Regions from separate parts of the Homo sapiens genome. Here region 2 is linked to region 1. The links are chromatin loops, found by intact Hi-C in ENCODE. Cell type or tissue: ovary. All regions are shown on one strand. Each heading gives the region's core, and the rest is flanking DNA. Links, peaks and the distances in the headings are about the cores only.

The links. A loop is a pair of places that touch in the nucleus more often than their neighbours do. Peaks named below come from ENCODE experiments on the same cell type or tissue, not always from the same donor. Only the 100,000 strongest peaks of a DNase experiment are listed, where the experiment ranks them.
Region 2: a loop joins it to region 1, with 7 times the contacts of the local background. A loop is called at or near these places in 3 of 110 quality-filtered maps.

The regions. Positions count from the first base shown.
Region 1 is chr9:121,832,900-121,841,229 of GRCh38, reverse strand. All of the region lies in intron 8 of TTLL11 (tubulin tyrosine ligase like 11), which reads left to right. Among named protein-coding and RNA genes, the nearest start is that of DAB2IP, 190 kb to the right of the region's middle. In ovary, for the core only: no CTCF peak of the experiment used is centred there; a DNase peak (open chromatin) is centred at 3,369.
Region 2 is chr9:121,884,572-121,892,901 of GRCh38, reverse strand. The region is part of intron 6 of TTLL11 (tubulin tyrosine ligase like 11); the gene reads left to right. Among named protein-coding and RNA genes, the nearest start is that of TTLL11, 200 kb to the left of the region's middle. RefSeq lists an enhancer at 4,392-4,950. In ovary, for the core only: no CTCF peak of the experiment used is centred there; a DNase peak (open chromatin) is centred at 4,361; H3K27ac peaks cover 1,465 bases.

The DNA.
Region 1 (8,330 bases), core at 35-8,034:
ACACTCTTCGCCCACACGTCCTGTGCTGCTTGGGGCCAGCCAACGTGCTTCCATCGTGGGGCCTCTGCTCATGGTGTCTCCTTCCTGTAACATCCCTCCCTGCCTTGATTGCCTGCACAAGGCCCATGGGTGAGACGGTTGTCTGTGAAGCTTCCAGACCCTTCTCCCTGCCCTCCCTGCCAAACAGCCATGCTCTCTCCTTGCTCTGTTGATTCCAGGCACACCTCCCCAGCCGTCATAGCTCGCTGGATCAGAAGTATTTGTAGGTGTCTTATCCCCTTTCCACCTGCTCCCAGTGGAGGCCAAGTGCCTCGTGCCAGTGCCTGATTCATGTTTGGGGCCCAGGGCCTAGCACAGGGAAAGCTTATTGAATAATCAAGCAAGTGAGTGAACAAATAGGTAGATGGGGTCTCACTAGGCTCCTTACTCTCAGAGTGACAACTTCCAGGACCTCATGGTTCCCTATTGGTCACCTGGTGTCTGGACACAGGCCACGTGGCCTCAACTCTGCCTCCTCATTGAAACTGTATGATCAGCTGGGCATGGTGGCTCATGCCTGTAATCCCAGCACTTTGGGAGGCTGAGGCAGGCAGATCACTTAAGGTCAGGAGTTCAAGACCAACCTGGGCAACATGGTGAAACCCCATCTCTACTAAAAATACAAAAAGTAGCCAAGCATGGTGGCAATTGCATATAATCCCAGCTACCTGGAAGGCTGAGGCAGGAGAATCGCTTGAACCTGGTAGGTAGAGGTTGCAGTGAGCCAACATCAAGCCACTATACTCCCTCCAGCCTGAGTGACAAAGCGAGACCCTGTCTCAGAAAAGAAAAAAGAAGCTGTATGATCTTGAACAAGTCACTTGCCCCCTCCAGCCTGTGCATCCATCGGTAGCCAGCTGTCACATCGCAGCGCACTGTGTTCCATGCATCCGAGGATACGTGGTGGTCCCAAGTTGGGGAGGTAATAGATCTTAACCGAGTTCAGGACTGTCCCTAATTCTTCTCTTGCGGTTGCCCTAACTGGCCCCCAGATAGCACTGCTCCTAGGCATGAATACAGTGAAAGAAACATTTTCGTGCACTAATAAAATTACCTTCTGTAAAGAAGGCAATTTGCATGTTAATGTTTTGGGTGATTCGATGCAGCTCCAGTGCCCTCCAGGCTGCAGTTTCTCTCTGACAAAGTGACAAAAATAAACTCCCGCATAAAAGAGCATTTCTCTTCTCTCTCATTTGTGCTCTAACGTGACATTCTTAATGTGAGTCAAGTTGAAACCCACTGCTCTGTCTTATTTTTGACACTGATCTGCCTCCTGTCACCGCTCCAAATGGCAGGCCAGCTTTGAAGAGCTCCTCAGAGGGGTCTCACCTTGAGGATAGGGCTCAGTCCACTTGGTGAGTGGGCACTGCTCTGCCCTGCCCAAGGCTGAGAAGGCTGAGGCTGAGGTCTTCTGGAGATTCTAGAAGGCCCCGCCAGTTAACTGCTGGACAGTCGGGGGGATGGGGAAGAGGGTTGCTGTTGGTGGCTGAGTTAGGGCCAATTTGCCCGTCTTCCAATTTGCCCATCTTTGGATAGAATGGGAATTCTGAGCCGCAGCCCTCCATGAGAATACTCTTTATTCTGCCAGGCTTGGCCCCTCTCATGACTTAAAGACAATCAAGAAAGAAGGCCATGTTTCCAGTGTGTCTTCCATGTGCCAGACACAGGCCCAGCCCCTTATGTCTGTTTTCTATCACTGAGCCCCCCAGAGCCGGGCAGGGTAGAAAGAAACTGAGGCTCCCAGCTGGGCAGTGAGTAAGCGAAGATCACCCCGCAATGTGTAAGAGGCCAACCCTGGATTTGAACTTAGGCATGTCTGATATCAAGCCTGGATTTTTTCTACCCTAAGTGGATCACCTAATGTTCAATGAGCCGCCCCTACACGCCAGGCACTGGGGGTGATGGGGACGTGCAGGGATGAACAGAACACCCAAGCCCTAGCACTGCTGACATCCGGTGGCCGAGGCAGACATTAAACATGGAAACGCAGAAATTGCATGTAATTAGACGTTGTGATGCGTTCTGTGAAATAAGTTTTAATGAGGAGGACAGAGAGGACCTCATTTATATTAAGAGGTGGATCAAAGAGATGTGTCAGTGAAGGTAATGCTGAGATGGAAGCTTCGCCAGGTGGGACTCAGGGTGTTCTGAGCAGAGGCCAGGGACCGGCCCCAAGGTGGGAATGCGGGGAGCAGGTTCTGCGAAATGAAGGCCCGCAGGGTGACGGGAGCAGGGGCGTGGGTTACAGCGGCAGCTGGAGAGGCGGGGCTCGATCCCTCAGAGCAGGGCAAGAAAGGTGGGCAGGGCAAGAAATGTTGTTGTTGAAGAGTTTAAAGTGGGGGAGTGCGTGGTTTGATCTATCTTTGCTTGCTTGCTTGCTTGCTTGCTTGCTTGCTTGCTTGCTTGCTTTCTTGCTTGCTTGCTTGCTTTCTCTCTTTCTTTCTCTCTTTCTTTCTTTCTTTTCTTTCTTTCTTGACAGAATCTTACTCTGTCACCCAGTCTGGAGTGCAGTGGCACAATCTCAGCTCACTGCAACCTCCGCCTCCTGGGTTCAAGCGATTCTTGTGCTTCAGCCTCCTGAGTAGCTGGGACTACAGGCACATGCCACAACGCCCTGCTAATTTTTGTATTTTTGGTAGAGACAGGGTTTCACCATGTTGGCCAGGCTGGTCTTGAGCTTCTGACCTCAGGTGATCCGCCCACCTCGGCCTCCCAAAGTGCTGGGATTACAGGCATGAGCCACTATGCCCAGCCCTGATTTGTGTTTCTAAAAGGTCATTCTGGATGCTGTATTGAAAGGGGCAATAGTGGAAACAGGGAGACCAGCGAGGAGGCTGTGGGGGCTTCAAGGGACGACAGCTGCTCAGGTGGGGGAGGGCAGGAGAGCAGAGGTTTATGGTCCTAGGGATGTGGAGGTGTTGAGAGGAGGTAAGAGAAGTCTCAAAAATGACCTCAGGCTTCTGGCTTGAACAACTAGGTGGGTGGAGAGACCATTTATTAAAATGGGCGAGACTCAAGGAAAAACAGAATTGGGAAGGGAAGACCAAGAGATTCATTTTTAACAGGCTAATGCGATATCCCAGTGGCAAAAAAGCAGGCTGGCCTGGAGACAATGATTTGGAGGGCATGGATTCATTGAAGGTATTTCAACCTGGGGAATGAATGACAGGAAGAGAGAGCGAGAGAGAGAGCCCTGTGGGGCCCACAGCAAGGAAAAGCAGACAGAAGCCAGCAAGAGAGAGAGAGCAAGAAGCAGGAGAGCGAGATGAAACAGACGTGGGAAGACCGTGTCTCCAGGAGGGAGGCTTCCACGTGGTCACATGCTGTGGGGAGAGAGCCAAGAGGAGCTCAGAGCTGACATGGGAGTGGAAGGTACCCAGGCGTTTGGCGTGAGCCCTTTGGGAGGAGAGACAGGGAGTGGACATCCTCTCTTGAGCTGGAAGGGAGGCTGTGGAGGCAGTGCCACCCCAGGAGGGAAGGGCAGTCTGGCTGAGAAGGGAACAGAGAGAGAGAGGATAGTGACAGGAAGGCAGGCTTTTCAACCACACAAGATCCCAGGGCTGGTTGATGGCAGATGGTGGCATTCAGGAGCAGGGGAGAAACTGACAAGCTGGGAGCATTAATCAGGACCGACTGTAGACAAACTCCCTTTCCTCCCCTCATCCCTCACCCCCACCCGCTCCAGGCCCACCTGCCAGACCGCCCACAGCACCAGCTCTGTTCCCTAACACCCTGAAAAAGCCCTTTCAAAGCACCAAGATTTTGTACTACTAGTTCCTCTCCTCAGAAAGATCTTCCTCCTCAGTGCTGATCCTTGAAGATCCCAACCCCAAGTTAATTTGGCAAGAGCTATCAAAACATACTAGTAAAAATAATACTTGACCCATAAGTTCCACTGGAAAGAGATGATTGCTCATTCAAGTATGTACTGATATATACACAAAGATGTTCATTGCACCATTATTCACAATATCAAAAAAAGAAGAAAACAGGAGAAAAGCATCCTAAGTGTCCATTAGTAGGGGAAGGATTTTAGAAACTCATGGTACATCTATACTATGGAATTCTATACAGTCTATAAACAACAGGGTAGATCTATATATGCTGACACGGAGAAGCGTCAAGGCATGGTTAAAATTGTGTAAGTGCAGTACGGTAGCTATAAGGTGATCCTATTTGTGTGCAAAATTATATGGATACAGATATTGATGCACACAGCAGTGCACATATTTCATTTTTATGCGTATATGCCAGAAATTGCAAACAGCATTCACTTCCAGCTCACAGGAATTGGAGGTCGCAAGGCAGAGGAGGGAAACAGGACCTTCACTTTCCACTACCTGTGCATTGCCTCTGTCTGAATTTTCTCACCATGTGCACCACAGGCACCCTGTAACCTATCCTGCCTCTTCCAGGCAATGACTTGCTTCTTCCTTTGTGTTCTAACACCCCCATCTCACGTTGGGTCATCCTACCCTCTCCCTGCTTCTCCCTGCCCTGCATCAGAGGAGGCTTGCCCATCTGTGAATCTGCACATTGAGGAGTCAGCCAGGGCTGGCAGAACTGAGTGGTCATGGTTACTGCCTTCTGAATCCTCAGATCCTCGTAGAGAAAGGCTGTGGTGATGGAAGAAGAGGTTGATTTACTCTGTGTTAAACTGGGGTGTCGGGGGAGGTTTTGCACATTTCAGCTCCCAGGCAGAGAGCAGAGAGCACATGGCAGTGAGAAGGGACCTCCTGGGGCAGTGGTGAGCTCCCCATCACTGGAAGCAACCAAGTTGGGGGGCTGGATGGCTGTTGTTAGCAATGTCAGGAAGGGCAACCCATGCCCTTCAGAATCTCACAGGGCAACTACAGAAAGCCACAGCGACAGGACCAGAAATCATGCTTTATCTGCCCTGGTTTTTTATCCCCACTACCAGCCCCAGCCTGGAGGACTCTGAGTGAATGGCTAGGTCTGCCCACACCCAACTAACACACAGAGCCCAAGACAAATGCAAAGCTTTGCCATATCACTAAACAAAGGCAAACAACCACAGACAATCAGGGGCCATAAAAGCATCTACCATCCAGATTTTGTTCTGAGGATTAAACAAAAGGTGCCCATAAAGTACTCACCACAGTGCCTGACACATATTAAGCACGTGTTGTATACAGACCACTCTTAGTAATCCCTCTTGTCATTCTGGGTGTTGTTGTTACCCTGCAAGGGCCTAGATTGTGTTATCTCTGAAGTCCTTTTTAAGCCAGAGATTTTGACCACTTGCTGAGGAATGAGTCCTGAGCCTCCAAAGGTTCTATAGGAGCCATTAATCTCTCGAGAAATGTCCACAACAGCATGAAGCAGTTGCAGGAAGCAGTGACTAGAACTGTGGCCCTGTCTTCCCAGATGGTGACTCAGGAACTTGTGTTCGTGTCATGATGGAATCAGGGGTGACGTTGGATGGGACTGGACTGAGACCTCTGGGCCACTCTGCTGTGGCCAGCAGTATGACCTGTGATTAATGAAATGATAGAAGAGTTGCTTTCACCTTTGATTATGTTTGTTATTTTGGTGCTGCTGGCTTCTGGGGGTAATGATTTTTCTGCAAGTTCTATTTATGGTCCAGTCGTGACACTTAATTAATTTCTCCATCCGGCCAAGGACAAAGGTGATAGTGACTTCTTGTTGCCGTAATGCTTAATACAATGACTGCACATGTGCAACTTCTGTTCCTGAGCTGGTGGGGTGGGTGGTGGCAGAAGCAAGGCTTTTTTCCTTGAGATTTCCATCTGGGTTGGGGGAGAACTGGTAGGGAGCAGCACCACCACTTACCACTCTCCAGTAGTGTGACCTTGGGCAGGTGGAGTGTGACCTTGGGCAGGTGCTTGGGTCTCCCTGAGCTCAGCACTTTCTCTAACAATGTGAGTATTGGCAGCCCAGTCTCTTAGGGTGGCAGTAGGACATGGTAATGCCGAGTGGGAATCCTGGTGGGCAGAATGTCCTCAGTAAACATGGACATTCCACTTCTTAAAATATTCAGAAGTCTACATCACTTCCAATACTTGTGGAATCCTCGGAGATCACTCCGTCCAGCCCCTCACTTTACAGAGGGGAAGCAAGTGAGGCCCTCTGAGGGAAAGTGACCAGTTCAAAGCCACACAGTGCACAGGGGTAGAGACCATGGAGATCCCAGGCCCCTTAACTCAGATTCCTGGCCTCATGAAACTCAGTCCAGCAGGGTGAAAAGAAATTGGCCAACTTCAGTAGGAGAAAATGAAACCACTATTGTGATAGCGCTCCAGGCCAGTGAGGTGAGAGAGCAGACTTCCAAGTGGGAAGATGATGGGAAGCACTTGTGCCACTATTTTTTTTTTTTTTTCCTGAGACAGAGTCTCACTCTGTCGCCCAGGCTGGAGTGCAGTGGCACAATCTCAACTCACTGCAACCTCCCTATCCTGGGTTCAAGCAATTCTCCTGCCTCAGCCTCCTGAGTAGCTAGGATTACAGGTGTGTGCCACCATGCCCGGCTAATTTTTGTATTTTTAGTAGAGACGGAGTTTCACCATGTTGGCCAGACTGGTCTCGAACTTCTGACCTTGTGATCTACCTGCTTTGGCCTCCCAAAGTGCTGGGATTACAGGCGTGAGCCACCGCGCCTGGCCTGTGCTGCCATTTTTTAAGCACTGTGTTGCTTTTTCTGTGTGGTACCTTGTGAAAAAAAAAAAAGCCACTCAGGGCAGCTATTACTATCCCCACTTTACAGATGCAGATACTGAGACCCAGAAAAGTAAAATGCCTTGACAGGCAGTAAGTGGGAGAGCTGGGACCCGGACCAGCTCATCTGAGTCCCTGTCCCTATTCATGGAGCTGAATGCCTTCTCCCTGGGAGATGCCCAGGTTTGATCTACCATGTGTAGAGTCCTTCGAGACCCCAGCCCCAGGCCTAGAGAGATTGTGGTCAAGTCTAGGGGAACCGTGCAGCAGCAGACAGGGAGCTGGGCTGCAAGATGCCCTAAGAATGGAGAGAAGGCTGAGATTCCTGTGATGAACCGCCTTGGAGTTTGTGCAGCCTTCACAGATAGCTCTTCTGGGGGCCATTTCACTACACAGATAGGAAGCACTAAGCTAATTCTAGTCAAGATCATTCAGCTTTATTTCCTACCAATGATTCCAAACAGCAAACTTGTATACTTATACATTTAGAATTGTACGATAAGACAGAAACATCTCTTCTAGGTGAGTAATAAGAAGGAGATTTAAAGACTGGGGAGAGAGAAGGGCTTGGCAAGTTTCTGTTTAAGCACCCCAATCCCAGGAAACAGAATTACTAGCAAGGAAGCTCAGGTATTTTTAAGAGGAAGAAAATATCTCATATTCAGTCTGGAATAATATCCCTGGCTGTCGACAATGATTTGGATTTAATTATATCATATATTCAAATGTGCTCTGTAAACTGTAAAATAATACATAAATGTCAGATGTTAAGAAAGCGTAATGTAGAAAAAAGAGTGTGGGCTTGAAAGTCAGCTACGCATGTAAATGCTGCCTCGCCCACCTAGACGATGACCTTGACAAGCCACTTAGCCTCTCTGGGCCTGTGTTCCTCAACTGTAAATGAAGAATACGCGTAAACATGTCCTCTTCCCACCATTACCCTGAGAAGTAGATGAGAAAAATGGATGTTCTTTGTAAACTGGAAAGTGCTATGCAGACGTAAGATAGGATTCTTGTTCCCATCCTTAAGCTGGTGAAGAGATGATGAGATTATTGGTGAGCAGCTCCCAGTGTTTTCATAAAGCCCTGAGTGCAACGATGCCTTCCCGGGAGTGGAGAGCAGGGGGCTTTGGCCTAGAAGGAGCTGGTGGGCCATCCTCACCCAGCCTATTGACAGAATGAGGCCATCGTTTGTCAGGGGCCGCCTCTTAATATCCAAGAGGCGGTCTCAGGTGAGAGACGTGCGGCTGGCTGCAACTGGAATGTTTCGAAGGCTGCCTTCTCTAGCAACATCTGTCAACCCAAATGAAGTTTAGAAAAATACTCAACAGCTTATCTTGTGGCATACAGGGCAGGTAGGGAAAGCCTGTTTGCAAAGACCAGCGAATCTAACTGCACCTTCTTGTTGACATCCAGCAGAGATAGATGAGGCTCCATCCCTCATTCGCTGCAAGGCCGGTATTGTTTTGTTCTAAATGACTGTAATTAACACTTGGTCAAATCTTTGAAAACTCCCCCCCAGTTTTTGTTTGTTTGTCTGTTTTTTGTTTTGTTTGAGATGGAATCTCACTCTGTTGCCCAGGCTGGAGTGCACT
Region 2 (8,330 bases), core at 263-8,262, 51 kb before region 1:
TGATCCTTCTGCAACCCCCTGACTGCCAGACCTGACACTGCTCCCACAGCGGCCTCCTTCCCCACTCAAAACAGTCCAGCAACAGTACTGCCAGTGGCCACGACAAAGGGGACCTCACTTCTGGGCAGGCAGAGGTATTTTCCAGGGAGGAGCTTCTCTTCCATGGAGAATGTGGCGGGACATTGCCATCCCTCTGTGGATGGCAGGTCATTCATTCAGGGGGACAGTAAGAGTAAAATTTCTTCTGTTTGGGTTGCAGAAAAGGTTCTTGATATGGTTTGGCTCTGTGTCCCCACCCAAATCTCATCTTGAATTGTAGCTCCCATAATTCCCACGTGTTGTGGGAGAGACCCGGTGGGAGATAATTGAATAATGGAGGCGGTTTCCCCCATACAGTTCTTGTGGTAGTGAATAAGTTTCACGAAATCTGATGGTTTTATAAGGGGAAACCCCTTTCATTTGACTCTCATTCTCTCTTGCCACCACTTAAGAAGTGCCTTTTGCCTTCCGCCATGATTGTGAGCACCCCCCCATGTGGAATTGTGAGTCCATTAAACCTATTTTTCCTCTCAGTCTTAGGTATGCCTTTATCAGAAGCATGCAAATGGACTAACACAGTTTCCCAGTAAGAGTTTCCAATGTCTAAAATGAACTTGATGCTGCTGATTGGAAGATTATATATATATATGTATATATGTATATATGTATATATATGTGTGTGTATATATATATCTGTGTATATATGTATATGTATGTGTGTATATATATAAAGGTAGAAGGAGACTTTTTAACTTTCATAATTGATAGATATTATCATCACTACATATATAGTTTATATATTTTTTATATTTTTTAATATATATTTATATATAAAACCTATATATAGGTTTTATATTATAGTGATATTATCTCATATATATGAGATATATAAGATATATATATCTCATATATATGTGTATATATATTATCATCATATATATACACACACGTATATATATGATGATAATGGTGAGGATTTAGCCCAGGTGAGAATTTTAGACTAAACCCTCAAATCCTTTAGGGTCCAACAGGTTCAACCAGAGAGAATTGAAATTGTGCATAAAGGAAAGAGAAGGTGAAACTCCTATCTGGCTGAGTGACTATGAGCAAGTTAGACAACCTCTCTGAGCCTGTATCCTCAGGTGTAAAATGAGGGATCAGCACAGTTGGTCCTTGAAATCCCTGGAAGTTCTCAGTTCCGTGACACGATGATTATAGATACAGTCAGTTCTGAGAAGAAAGTGAACTTGGACGTTTTCTATGCTCAGTGAGCATGCTGCCAAAATGTGATGGATAAGACAGGAAAGGACAGGGATTTTTTCTGGGGCCAACACTTACCGGCTGGCCCCAGAGATGACAAATTATGGAAGGACTTCAGCTGGTGGCTTCTAAACAAAGGCAGCAGATCTTCCTAAATCGTTGTGATCCCGCTGTTGCATCAAAGGCTAGCACTGAACTGCTAGGTGTTAAATGCCTGCCCTGTGCCAGGCACGGTGGCAGATGTTGTACATATCGTATGTGATCTCTGATCCTCGGGCAACCCTGCAGGAGTGGCATCGCCATTGTTTCAGGTTGAAGCAGTGGAGACTCTCAAGGTTGCTCGTGTTTTTCAGTAGATACTTTCTGTGCAGCTATGATGTGCTCAGTGAACAGCGCTTAGAATCCCAGTGTGAGCAAGGTCTTCCTGCCCTGGTGGAGCTGGCAGTTTAGAACAGCTAGAGATGGGTTCAAGGACGATTGTAATATAGCGTGAAAAGGGCTTCAAAAGGGGTTAAAAACAGGGTGTCATGGGAGCCTAGTGAAGGGGGCCCCACAAACCAGCAGAAGGGTGGGGCAAGGTGGAAGGAATGAAGTTCCAGGCAGAGGCCAGTTTCATGCAAAGGCTTAGGGTCTTTGTCTATCAGACAGCAGGAGGGCTTAGTGGGCAGGGCAATGTGGCTGGAGCTTAAATAGGACTGTGGTCTGAGATGGGGCCAGAGAGGGACCCAAAGTCAAGGGCTTGACCAGGCCAGAGAGTTTAGACTTCACTCTGCAGGCAGAGAAGAGCCAGTCATTCATGCATTCATGCACCCATTCATGCATTCATGCACCTAGCCAGTGTTTATTGAGCACTTACTCTGCACCAGGATGGAGGAGTCAGCAGTGCACAAAACTGTCAACAATACCTGCCTTTGTGAACTGCCATTATTGATGGGAGGTGGAGGATGAGAGGACAGGAGATGGAAAATAAACAAAATAAATGAGTAAAATCTATACTGTGATGAGTGGTGATGAGCGCTATGGAGAAAATGAAGCAGGGAGAGCTCTGGAGGGCTGGGAAGATTGTGGGCTGCACTTGTAAGCAGAGTGCTTGGGGGAGGCCTGCCTGAGAAGGGCACACTTGGACACACACTTGAAGGAAATGAGGGAGTGAGCCAGGGACAGGCTTGGGGATTTTGGCTATGACATGAAGGACACATTGGAAGCGGAGGTTGCGAGCCAGGAAACTGGTGAAGAGGCTGTTGAAGTTCAGGTGACCCATGATGAGCTGACAAGTGATGGCAGAGATGTGTGTGAACTGCAGTGACAGGAGGGATAGGACTTGGCTGGCTTGATGCTTGTGAGGGGAGAGGGAGAATGAATCTCTTCTCTCTGGTTTCTGGCCCAGACACTGGATGGATGGGGAATCCCTCCTCTGAGTCAGGAACAAAGCTGGAGGCTCAGAATTGGGGTAGAAAAATGACTAACTGAAAAGTAACTTGCCCTGTTCACCTTGTTTATAGCAGCATTATTTACAATGTCCATGAATGAATGAATGAATGAATAAACAGACTCAGCCTTTAAAAGGAAGGATATTCTGAAACATGCTACAGCATAGATGAACCCTTAGGACATTATGCTAAGTGAAATAAGCCAGATACACAGGACAAACACTATATGATTCCACTTTCCTCCCCAGCCTCACCTCCCCCCCCGCCCCGCCCAAGATGGAGTCTTGCTCTGTTGCCCAGGCTGGAGTATAGTGGTGCGATCTTGGCTCACTGCAACCTCCGCCTCCTGATTTCAAGTGATTCTCCTGCCTCAGCCGCCAGAGTAGCTGGAATTACAGGCAAACGCCCGCATGCCCTGCTGATTTTTGTATTTTTAGTAGAGACGGGGTTTCACCATGTTGGCCAGGCTGGTCTCAAACTCCTGACCTCGTGATCCACCCATCTCGGCCTCCCAAAGTGCTGGGATTACAGGCGTGAGCCACTGCGCCCAGCCATGATTCCACTTGTGTGAGGCACCTAGAGTAGTCAAATTCATAGAGTCAGAAAGTAGAGTGGTGGTTGCTGGGGGTGATGTGGGGGAGTCGAGAGTTATTGTTTGATAGGGACAGAGTTTCAGTGGAGAACTATGAGAAAAGTTCTGGAGATGGAAGGTGATGATGGCTGCACAGCAATGAATGTACATCATGCTGCTGAATTACACACTTAAAATAGTTAAAATGGTAAATTGTATGTTATATATATTTTTCCAAAAATTAAAAAAGTATTCCAAGTAATTTGCCCAAAATCACATAGCGAGCAAATCCAGCCCAACTCCAGAGCTCCTCGTGCACCTCCAGCCTCTTATTCTGAGCTCTCTCTGTCTCTCACTATTCCCTCCCTGTCTTCTAGGCTGGCTTTGATTACTTGGTAAAATTACTTCACTTCTCTGGGCCTATTTTTCCCCGTCTGTAAAGTAGAGATACCTCATAGGGTTGTTGTGAGAATTAAATGAATCCATGCACCTAACATGCCTGCCACAGAGTAAACTCACGATGTATTAGATATTATTGCTATTCTAATGTCAGAACAACCCAATCCAGGTAAAACAGCACAGACCTGGACTAAAATCCATGCTCTAGCATTTGGGAGCTATGTGTCCTTGGGCAAAGCACTGAACTGGCTTAAGCCTCAGTTTCTACCTATTATCAAGCGCTATCTGGGCTGATAGTTCCTGCCTGGCAGGGCTGAGAGCAGGACTAAATTGGACCTGTGTCCAAGGCCCCCAGTCCAGTGCCTGCATGTCAGCCACAACCTCCAGTCCATAGCGGCTGTTACTGTGTGGACACAGGATCACAGTTATGCAAGGAAAAATTCACATAGTGACCTAACATCTTTTTCTACTTCCATGCCATTTTATAGGCAGAAATAGCACCCCCCTGCTCGTAGTTGAGGTATTTGAAGATCCTGAAGCCATATCTTTGTGCAGGCTTCAGTAATGTGTCTGTGTCTAATTTATTCGTTTTACAAAGGGGACTGATTCAGCCAAGTCTAAGTAACATTGACTGATTCCCTGCTCCGGGCCTGGCCCCATGCTGTTGCTGGAGAGTCAGAAATGAGTCAGACACAGCCCCTGTCTACAAAGAGCTGAACTGGCCCAAAGAAGAGCCAAGGACGTTGTCACAGCAAACTGCACTAGGAGTGCAGAAACCCGGGTTCTTTCCTGAGCCCTAAAACCTAAGTGCTGGGAAACCTTGAACAAGCCACACCTCCCATCTCCAGAACTTGTCTACAGGCAGAATGAGGACCTTGAACTTGCTGGTCTCTATGACTTGAAGCTATTTCCTCTTCAGATGTGTTGACTCCTTTGCCCAGTGCTCTCTGGGAGCAGTCTGCAGGGCACAGGATAATTAGGGGAGGTTATACCAGAGCCACTGCCTTCTGAGCTATAAAGACTTGGCCTTGGGACCTTCTCAGTCAGCCAGGATGGGCTTAACCCTATGGCATCCTGGGATCCCAGCAGCAGTCTGGTGAGGAAGGGGAGGGGGATAGAGCCAGGAACTGGAGAGGGGACCTGGGCCAAGGCTGCAGGCCAGTGTCCCACCCGGGTGAGCAAAGAGGGTTTAAGAGTGGAGGTTCCAATAGCCAGGGCAGCTTCAGGCTAACTGGGCTCCCGGGGCCAGGAAGCTGACTCACTCCAGACCCCCACTGGGTGTTGGGGTTGCCTGGGGGCCCCCAGGCAGTTCAGGCCTGACTTCCAAGCAGCACACCAGACACCAGATGTATTCCAGACTTGATCTGTGTGCCGAGGGAAGGAGCTCACATCCCACTCCTCCCCTGGGAGAAAGGACGGGGGACAGCTTGCTGCGGGGGAGGCACTTTCTTCATGGGGGATCTTGAAGCATTTGCTTCATTGGCCCAAGTTTCCCCTCGCCTGTGGGAAAGTGTCCCAGCTCTCCTCGCTGTGGTCGGCCTTCTGGCCGTCTCTCTATCCCATGCCAAGGCATAGTCTGCTCATCTCACACGGGACACCGAGCTAGTGCTTTCTTATTTCAGGCCAGAATTGAGTTGAAGCCGGCAGAGCTGAGCTGAGATCCTGGGATCATTGGTATGTGCACTGGCATCGCGATTCCTAGTCAAATTCTTGGTAGCCAACCCAAGTCGATTAACGTGGGGAAGAGAAATTGCAGGTTATCATTCAACCACCATTGCCATCCATATGCATGAAGCCTGGGGACCTGACTCCCTTGCAGAATGAAGCATAACCTTTAGAGGGACCAATTTCAGAGAAATCGCCACCGCTACCTCCACCCACTCTCACCGCCTCCCTGCAAGCCAGAATGAGTGTTGCTTTTAGCTCTGTGGCAGCAAAGGAAGCTGCTTGGGCTGCCCACATGCCATATATGTTCTCAAAGAGTTTGATGGGCTTCTGCCACTTAAGAAATTGGTCACATTTAGAGATATTCGCTTCAGTGAACATGTCATGGCTGTATGTAGGAAAAACATACTATTATCTCTAGAGCTTGCCTGAAACAATAGGCTTGTTCCTGAAACAGATGTTTTGTGAAACCCACCGTGACAGGCTCATCATCCTGGTCTGGAGATGGGCCAGTACTTAGTTACCAGCCTCGCAAGGACACCAACATCTCTGCTGGCTGCCCGTTCATCCCACGCAGCTGAGCTCAAAGGGAGATACTCCCTGTGGCTCCTCCTTCTGGCTCGTGGGTTCTGAAGTTAAACATTTTACAAGCTTGAGAATATAGACAGAGGCAGTCAGCCAGGTGTGCCTTGGGAAAGAAGTTTCCAGGATATTGACTGAGAATGTTTTAGTGCTGTTCAGCTAGCATCTATTGAGGGCCTACTGTGCACCAGGCACTATTCTAGTTGCTTCCAGTTACATGATCTCACAGTAACCCCCAAGGGTACCTAGGTTGGACATAAGGACACTGGACTCTTACATCAGTTTCCTAGGGCTGCCTAAAAAGTTACCTCAAACTGCGTGACTTAGAACAACAGAAATGTCTTCTTTCACAGTGCTGGAGGCCAGAAGTCTGAGAGCAGGGTGTCCGCAGGGCCATGCCCCCTCCAAAGCTCTAGAGGAGAATCCTTCCTTGCCTTTTCCAGCATTTGGTAGCTCTTGGCCAGGTAACATGACTCCAGCCTCTGCCCTCGGTTCCCATGGCCTTCTCCTCTGTGTATGTCTGCATCAAATCTCCCTCTATCTCTCTCCTATAAGAACATCTGTCCCCAGATTTAGGGCTCTCTCTAAATCCAGAATGATCTTGGGATCCTTAATTATATCTGCAAAGACTCTTTTTTTCCAAAAAAGGTCACATTCACAGGTTTCAGGGGTTAGGACTTGGATATATCTTCTGGGGGACAGTGTTCAGCCCACTGCAGCCTTCCAGCTGTTACCTAATGGTTCCCCCAAAGTCACATATGGAGAAGGGGTCTCATAGGGCACGGAACCCAGGCTGGTCAGCTCTGAGCTAAGACACTCTATGGAGCTTTGATCAGGTGGCACTCATCAGGTGCTGCAAGGCAGGCCCTGGTGTCAGTGCTGAGATATAAACATGAAGTGATGGGCCCTGTTCCTAAGAAAGTTATAGGCTGGGCACGGTGGCTCATGCCTGTAATCCCAGCACTTTGGGAGTCCAAGGCAGAAGGTTTCCTTGAGCCCAGGAGTTAGAGGCCAGCCTGGACAACATAGAGAAACTCTGTCTCTACTAAAGATACCAAAACTAGGCAGGAGTGGTGAACTGTGCCTTTAGTCCCAGCTACTTGAGAGGCTGAGGCAAGAGGATTGCATGAGGCCAGGAGTTTGGGGCTGCCGTGAGCCATAATCACACCATTGCAGTCCAGCTTGTGCAACAGAGTGAAACCCTGTCTCAAAGAAAGAAAAGAAAGAAAGAAAAAGAGTTGTGGTTGAGTGGGAAGGAGCTATGCATATTGGTTCAGAGTCAGAGTTCTAAGTCCAGCCAATCCAGAATCATAAGCCGGCTTTGCCACTTCTAAGCTGGATGACCTTGGGCAAATTATGCCATTTTTCTGTGTCTCATAGGGAAACGGTCTCTTATGGAAACTGGGAATCATATGAAGAAGAATCCTAACCTCAAAGGGTCGTGGTGAGAATCAAATAAGAGGATGTGCTTAGCACACAGGTGTCCAAGCAGCGAGAGCTCCAGCATCCTGACCCCACAGCCTTTGTGGTTAACCACTGCTCACTGCTTTCCACTTGCTAGGATGCCCCAGAATATTTGAATCAGAGCCTCCAAATGGAAAACGGACAGTGGAAGACTTCTGTACAAGTCCCCAGAAACCAGGCTGAGGAAGAGGGAGAATCCGAAGCTGACTTCAGGGTTTTGAGCTTGGCTCACTGGGGTGATGAAGTTGCCAGTAACAACATGGAAATAGCAAGAAGCAGGTTCAAGGGGATGTATTATCTTCATCCTGGAACGTTGGATTACCGAGATGCAAGTGGGCTATCTGGGTGGATTTTCTGGCAGGTGTTGGACTTCCAGAAAATGATTCTTCAAAGCTACACGAGGACTAAGAGTGTGGGAAATAATTGATCCCATCTGGGCAAATTCAAGTGTTTTCCTGGGTGAAGACTTCTGGGGGCAGAGAGCAAACTAGAAAACAGAAAACAGAAGTGGGTACTCATGGGTTTGTGGTCACGGCATTCAGTTTTCTTGCCTGCAGAGTGGGTGCCTTGCTTTGTTCTTCCCAAGCTGTTGTTGAGGCTGCATTAGGTCAGGAATGGGAAATTGCCCTGTAGATTGTGCCCTGAGCTGTGGCGAGAGGCAGCAGACAGTAGCGTCAACCCCAGTCTCCCAAATGCTGAGCAGGACAGGAGAGGTACAAGTGAAGTGCCCCCTGTCTCTGTGTCATAGCTGAGAAATTAATAATTGTTCCCTCTTCTGGTTTGAACTGGCCTTTTGAATAGGCTCTAAATTTGTTCATAATTGCCAAAGGAACGACACAATAAAAACTGGAATTTCTCCATTCCCTGGCAAGGGGGGTGCATTTGCCAGTGGTTTTTTTTTGTAAAAGTGGGTGTTTTTG